Regions from separate parts of the Homo sapiens genome. Here region 2 is linked to region 1. The links are chromatin loops, found by intact Hi-C in ENCODE. Cell type or tissue: IMR-90. All regions are shown on one strand.

What was found. Hi-C counts contacts between places; a loop is a spot of excess contacts. Peaks named below come from ENCODE experiments on the same cell type or tissue, not always from the same donor. Only the 100,000 strongest peaks of a DNase experiment are listed, where the experiment ranks them.
Region 2: it touches region 1 in a loop (5-fold over the local background); 1 of 110 quality-filtered maps calls a loop at or near these places.

The regions. Positions count from the first base shown.
Region 1 is chr2:201,797,144-201,801,143 of GRCh38, forward strand. No RefSeq gene overlaps it. Among named protein-coding and RNA genes, the nearest start is that of CDK15, 7.4 kb to the right of the region's middle. In IMR-90, a CTCF peak has its summit at 1,945; DNase peaks (open chromatin) are centred at 538, 1,258 and 1,938; H3K4me3 peaks cover 197 bases; H3K27ac peaks cover 1,906 bases.
Region 2 is chr2:201,908,035-201,912,034 of GRCh38, forward strand. No RefSeq gene overlaps it. Among named protein-coding and RNA genes, the nearest start is that of CDK15, 100 kb to the left of the region's middle. In IMR-90, no CTCF peak of the experiment used is centred here; DNase peaks (open chromatin) are centred at 1,017, 1,537 and 2,087; H3K4me3 peaks cover 842 bases; H3K27ac peaks cover 1,702 bases.

The sequences.
Region 1 (4,000 bases):
TATCTATGCTCTAAAAAACTTTGAACAATTTGCAGTTTTCTTATTCAAAATTGGGGGAATAAATATCTACATCACAGAATTAACTAAGATAATGTATGCAAAGTGCTTGTTTAGAACAGATACAAAATGGTAGCCATATTCGGTGATAATGCCTACTGAAGGAAGGCAGAAGCAAGCGCGGGCACAAAAACTCTGGTATGACTCATCATCTCCACATTCTTAAATTGTATGGAGAAGGAAAATGGTGAAGTAGGCTAAAAGTATGGCCTCTGCAGCTGATCCACCTTGGTTCAAATCCTAGTTCTACCACATCTTGCTTATTTGGGCAAATTATTTAATAATTTTGCCACAGAATGGTTATGAGTAAATGTAAGTAAACCATGTGTTTGCCTTCTTATTTTCACTTCCTAGAGCCAGAAGACTTGGACTAAATTCATGACAAGTTGCCTCACTCTGGGACCTGATTGTGCTATATTTGCAACCTGTTCTTTATAAAAAGAACGTTGAGTCATTCTTTTAAAAATTCATGCTGTTATACTGAGAGTGGAAAATTAAATATAAAGTTGTGGTTCTCCATTTCAGGGGAATCACATCATCAGTTCAAGTCCTTTCTGGAATTTTCCCATAGTCCATTCAGACTCAAGAAACCAATCAACCGTATAAATGCAAAGAAAAACAGAAAGTATCCAGTCTGTAGAAGCATAATTTTCTTTTTTGTTTAGACTGGAAGAAAGAAGTCTTCCACTTTCCCTGCTTCTACAGCTATCCCAAGTATTCCTACAGTTTGAGATGACGAGTCCTTTTTTAGGTACAGTGTTCAGTACACAGCAGTCCCCCTTTATCTGTGAGCGGCGAGGGATATGTGTTCCAAGACCTACAGTGGATGCCTGAAATCAAAGCTAGTACCGAACATCTATATACACTGCGTTTTTTCCTATACATACATGCCTATGATAAAGTTTAATTTATATTGGGGACAATATGAGATTAATAACAAAAACTAATAATAAAATAGAACAATTGTAACAATATATCAGCATCACTAGTCTTGCGCTTTGAGGCCATTAGGTAAAATAAGGGTTATTGAACACAAGCGCTGAGATACAGTTGATCTGATAACCTAGAGGGCTACAAAGTAACGAATAAGAGGGAAGAATATACAGGGTGAATAAGCTGGACAAAGGGATGATTCACATCCTGGGCAGGTTAGTGTGAGATTTTTATCACACTACTCAGGATGGCGTGCAATTTAAAACTTATGCGGTGTTTATTTCTGGAATTTTTCATTAAATATTTTCAAACTGTGGTTGACCACGGGTAACTGAAACCATGGAAAGCAGAACCATGGATTGGGGAGGACTACTGGAATGGCATTGTTTCACAAGCTAAGCCATTCTGTCACAAGAACACCTTGCAATGAGATTTCCTTACCTGCCTGTGCAATGTCTTTTTTTTTTTTTCACGTCAAATGCTTTCCAGTAGATTTAGAATGTGGACCTACACATATGGAATCACTCAGCATTCTTGAGCATTCCATTTGTAGTTAAAAGAATTTTGATCCACAACCAGTAATCTTGTTTCAGGAGTGAAGTCCAGGATGTGGAGAAAGCCTGAATGAGAGGCAGGAATCTAGTATCAAGGCAAGGACCATGGAATTTAAGGCTAGAAACCTAAGCATATTATTCGCAGGCCCCAAGAATGGTCTTTTAAAGTCAGTAAAAACTGAATAACTCACCAGTTTCGAACCTTACTCTTTATTAAAAACAATGGAAACAGAAGATAACACTGGAATTTGCAACATCAACTTCATTGTGAAAAGCAAGTACAAGTAAACAAATAGCATACTATTATGAAATAATAGTATGATATAAAGAAAGAACAGATAGGTATGTGTGTAAGGCTACAAAGGAGACCTAGATACCATGTGCCTGCAGTTCTGTTGACTGTCAGCAGACAGCACTCTCAGCATGTCAGTTTCAAGTTAGGGTACTCCAGGAAGAAGTGTGACTTAAGAATTGGCTGGGCGTGGTGGCTCACACCTGTAATCCCAGTACTTTGGGAGGCTGAGGCAGGTGGATCACCTGAGGTCAGGAATTCGAGACCAGCCTGGCCAACATGGTGAAACTCCATCTTTACTAAAAATACAAAATTAGCCAGGTCTGTTGGCACGTGCCTGTAATTCTAGCTGCTTGGGAGGCTGAAGCAGGAGAATCACTTGAACCCGGGAGGTGGAGGTTGCAGTGAGCCAAGATTGCACCACTGCACTCCAGCCTGGGCAACAAGAGCGAAACTCCGTCTCAAAAAAAAAAAAAAAAAAAAGAATTGTACTCTGCTGCTTTTATTTTTTACCAAAAGACATACCATCTTTTTACAAAGGATAATGTTACAGGCCTCCTGATTAATGAACTAGCATCACTTATACCTGGTTTAGTTTATCTATTACTGGTTTATTTGAAATATAACAACTCATTTAAACTTCAGCCTTATAATTAGTAAGAAATGTGAGCACACTGAGAGAGAGTTCATGCTCTTTTACAAATACAAATTATTAATGTCTCCTCATTAAATAAAATTTGTGAAATTTGGTATATAGTCTTTGGGGAGTTTTATAAATATTTTCTACTATTTGCTAGTTTATTTTATTATTTATTTATTTTGAGACAGGGTCTTGCTGTATTGCCCAGGCTGGAGTGCAGTGGCGAGATCTTGGCTCACTGCAACCTCCGCCTCCTGGGTTCAAGCGATTCTTGTGCCTCAGCCTCCCAAGTAGCTGGGATTTCAGCCACGTGCCACCACACCTGGCTAATTTTTGTATTTTTAGTAGAGATGGGGTTTCACCATGTTGGCCAGGCTGGTCTCGAACTCCTGACCTCAGGTGATCCACTCGCCTTGGCATCCCAAAGTGCTGGGACTACAGGCACGAGCCACCATGCCTGGCCTATTTGCTAGTTTAATAACCTTGGGGGAAAGTTACTTAAACTCCCTGAACTCAGTTCCCTCAATGATTAAGTGTGGTTAATAATGGTACCTACCTCACTGTCATGGCATTGTAAGGATTAATCTCTGCCTGCATGGAGCCTGGCACAGAGCAAGCAGTGACATGGTAGCTGTTGCTATGATGATGATGATGATTGCTGTATTTTTATTGAAAGCCTCCACTACCCTTGATGAAAATAGCCATGAATATAAAAAAAGAAGTACATTATTGAAATGTATAGATTTTGTATAAAGGTGTTTTTTTAATACTGTTATTTTTCTACATTTTTATTCAGAAGTCTTAAATACACAGAAATGAACCTCCATATAGTTATCACTCAGTTTAAACGATGATCAATATTTTTACCACTTTTGTATTTTCTACCCCCAGCATTATATGTCTGTAATATTTTAAAGGAAGCCTGGAAATTATGCTATTCTACCTATAAATACTTTAGTGTACATCTCTAATGTCAGGATTGTTTTTAAAACATAATCATCATGTAAAATTAAAAATAAATTCTTAAAATCATCTAATACCATATTTGAATTTCAATACTGCTTTCAGGAATGTCATTTTACAGTTAATTTGTTCAAATCAGGATCCAAACAATATCTACATATTGCATTTTTTATCTTTTGTCTTTTTTTTTTTTTGAAACAGGATCTTGCTCTGTCACCCAGTCTGAAGTGCTGTGGCACAACCATGGCTCTATGCAGCCTTGACCTCCTGAACTCAAGCAATTGTCCTACCTCAGCCTTCCCAGTTGCTAGGACCACAGGTGCATGCCACCACATCTGGCTAATTTACAGTTTTTGTAGAGATGCGGTCTCACTATGTTACCCAGGCTGGTCTTGAACTCCTAGATCAAGCAATTGTCCCACTTCGACCTCTCAAAGTGTTGGGATTACAGGCGTAAGCCACTGGGCCTGGCCCTTAAGTCTTTTAAATTCTCTTCATTTTCTTCTTATTTAATGCCATTGATTTGTTAGAGAAATCTGTTAGAGATTTTTGTCCTTCCTG
Region 2 (4,000 bases), 110 kb after region 1:
TGTCATACACATCACAAATACAATCAACATTATGGATTTACTCCCATCTAGGCATGAATAGTCGTGTGTTTATGTGTACACAATGTGACAAAGAAGAAACACAATAGCCACAATTTATCGGGCACTTATTATATGTCAGGTAGTAGAATAGGGGTTCTGCACACATAACCTCATGCTTTTCATATATATGACCTGATTTATTCCTCATAGCCATCTGTGAAGTAGTTAATATTATTTTTATTATTATTATATATTTTTTTGAGACAGTCTTGCTCTGTTTCCCAGGCTGCAGTGCAGTGGTGCGATCTCGGCACACCACAACCTCCGCCTCTCGGGTTCAAGTGATTCTCATGCCTCAGCCTCCCTAGTAGCTGGGACTACAGGCGTGCGCCACCACACCCAGCTAATTTTTTGGTATTTTTAGTAGAGACAGGGTTTCACCACGTTGGCCAGGCTGTTCTTGAACTCCTGACCTCAGGTGATCCGCCCACCTCAGCATCCCAAAGTGTTGGGATTACAGGCGTGAGCCACCATGCCCAGCCAGTAGTTAATATTATAATCCTCCCTTTCAGATGAAGAAAATGAAGCTCGCCAGGCACAGTGGCTCACGCCTGTAATCCCAGCAGTTTGGGAGGCCGAGGCAGGCAGATCACTTGAGGTCAGGAGTTCAAGACCATCCTGGCCAATATGTTGAAACCCCATCTCTACTAAAAATACAAAAATTAGCTGGGCATGGTGGCACATGCTTGTAGTCCTAGCTACTCTGGAAGTTGAGGCAGGAGAATCACTTGAACCTGGTAGGTGGAGGTTGCAGTGAGCTGTGACAGTGCCACTGCACTCCAGCCTGGGTGACAGAGTGAGATTCCATCTCAAAAAAAAAAAATAAAAGAAAATAAAAGAAAAAAGAAAATGAAGCTTACACAAGTTAAGTGACTTGCTTGGAGTCACACAGTTGATATTATATATGGTGATGCTGAGCTTAGATTCCAGAACTGCTTTGAGAGCCTATGCTTCTAATCACTATTCTACAGTGTCTCTCTGAGGCAATAGGCTTAAAAAAATAGATTCCAAAAATTGCTGCTTTCAAACGTGTTGTCTTTTAAAGAAATCTCTTTGAAAAGTGCCAGCTTACCCCATCAATACTGCCATTGTTCAGGCTCTTTGGCCTTCAGAACCATACACAATCCTCACGAGAAAATGAGTCTCAATTTTATCATCCTCATCTTTTAATCTAAAATGGTATTACTTAACTTGATCATGCACCTTATTCCCCGGACTTTGATCTAAATGAATTTTAGCTGTTAAAAATCAAATCCACCTTTAAAGGATAAATATTTGTCCTCATCAAGATACTCCATTCACTTCAGTGTCGAAAAAGAAACGATCCAGAGTGTTTTTAACAGCATCTTTGGAATAAGTAATTCATCTTCCAGGGAGATTGCTTTGAAGGAGAGCCTCATGTGGGATGCATAAGCTCTGGTATGTTTATTTAAAACATACCTTAAATTTCCTTACACATATTCACAAGTAACTTGCCTGGAAGCCCCAGACACTCAGCTCTACTAAGGCAGGAGAAATTGATGAGGTCATCAAGTCCTTTTGAATTGTATGTTCCTAGACTCTTAAACTTTTATTCAGTGAATTGTAAACATGAGCAAAAGGTTTCACTGCGGGAAAGGACCCTGCCTAAACAGAGACGCTCACACACATGCACCTCAACCCACCTCTCCATTCTGCAATGTGGAGCCTTAAGCCATTGCTGGCTTAGGGCTAGAGAGACTATTTGGGGCTCTGAAGAGACAAATCAGAATAGGCAGCTTTTTTGATAGGAAGTCAGCAACTTCCATTCTTGCAACTACCCTGAGCTTAACTTAAATGCCTTCCAGTTGCTAAAAACCTGCAGCTGTATCTGAGCCCAGACAGCCTTTTAACAAAAGTTGTCCATTTTTATGTGGCCAGCCATTGGGTAATCAATACACACGAGATCATCCTTCCACAACCTTTTTCAGTCGCCAACACTTGATGAGTCAGGGTAGTTAACCCAGCCCAAAGACACTGTAGCTGGGCTTCATCACTACATTAGACCCTACTTAAACCCTTCCTTGCTGATTTACTTACAGCACAGCTCTTCTACTTTTTGCAGTAACATAACTTTGGTTAAAGTTCTTGTCACTTTCAGTTTTGCCTACGCTGCCTCCCACTTCCTCCCAAAGCACCCCCCGCCCCCATCATGCTGTGCTCTCCAGATGTTCACAGTCCTGAAATATCCCACATGACAAAATATATACATGTTGTAATTATCCAAGTAAGTCCATCTTTGCTTACTTTGGTCTGGTTCCCATTTGTCTTATCAGTTAAATAGCAAAACTTTGATTAGTGTGGTAGGCAGAACACTGCCCACCCCCCAACCAAAGATCCCCACATCCTAATCCCAGGAACCTATACCCATGCTATGTTACATGGCAAGGGGGAATTAAAGTTGCAAATGGAATTTAGGTAACTGATTAGCTGACCTGAGAATAGAGAACATATCCTGGATTATCTAGGTGGGCCCAATGTTATCACAGGGTCCTGAAAGTGTGTAAACCAAAAAGTATCTGAGACAAGCCTCAATCAATTTAGAAAGTTTATTTTGCCAGCCGGGCACGGTGGCTCACGCCTGTAATCCCAGTGCTTTGGGAGGCTGAGGCGGGCGGATCACGAGGTCAAGAGATCGAGACCATCTTGGCCAACATGGAGAAACCCCGTCTCTACTAAAAATACAAAAATTAGCTGGGCGTGGTGGCATGTGCCTGTAGTCCTAGATACTCAGGAGGCTGAGGCAGGAGAATCACTTGAACCTGGGAGGTGGAGGTCGCAGTGAGCCGAGATTGCGCCACTGCACTCCAGCCTGGCAACGGAGCGAGACTTTGTCTCAAAAAAAAAGAGAGAGTTTATTTTGCCAAGGTTAAGGATACACCTGCGACACAACTTCAGGAGGTCCTGACGACGTGTGCTCAAGGTGGTTGGAGTACAGCTTGCTTTTATACATTTTAGGGAGACATAATACATCAATCAATACATGTGAGATCTACATTAGCTCCATCTGGAAGGGCAGGACAACACAAAGGTGGGGAGGGCTTCCAGGTAACAGGTAGATTTAAACAGATTCTCACTGGCAATTGGTTGAAAGATCTGTTATCTGTAGAAAAGAATGTCTGAGTTACCATAGGGGTTGCAGAGACCTAGGTTTTATCATGCAGATAAAGCCTCCAAGTAGCAGGCTTTAGAGAGCAAAGTAAATTTCTTATCAGACTTAAGGTCTGTGTTGATGTTAATGCTGGAGGGGTCTAATGAGGTATGTCCAACCCCTGCTTCCCTTCATGGCCTGAACTGGTCCTTCAGGTTAGATTTTTAGGGTGCCCTGACTGAGAAGGGAGTCCATTCACATGGTTGTGGGCAGGGCCTTTGAATTTTATTTTTGGTTTACAAGTGTAAGAGTGAGGCGGAAGAGAAAGAGTGATGTGATGGAGAACCGGGCCTGCTGTTGCTGGCTTTGAACATGGGAGAAGAAGGCCATCAGCCAAGGAATGCAGACAGCCTCAAAAAGCTGGAAGGGACCAGGAAACAGACTGCCCCTACAGCCTTCAAAATGGAGCACAGCCCTGCCGAAATCTTTGTTTTTAGCCCAGTGAGTACCATTTTAGATTTATGAACTAGAGAATCGTAAGAAATTTGTGCTATTTTAAGCCACTGAATTTATGATAACATGTTATCGCAACAATAGGAATCCAACACAATCAGCTGAAGCCTAAATAACCAGAAGACACATTCACTTCACATTTTCTGCGTATCACTTTTGAGAGAAATATTCAAATCTCAAGAGAAACTTAAATCAACAGTTTACTTTTAAGCAAGATCCTAGATTGAATTCTCTTCAAACAGACCCTGACAGGATTGGGGGCCACAGGTTTATTGGGGAGCTCTCTCTGGTGCAAAAAGCTAGATCTGGCTGAGACAC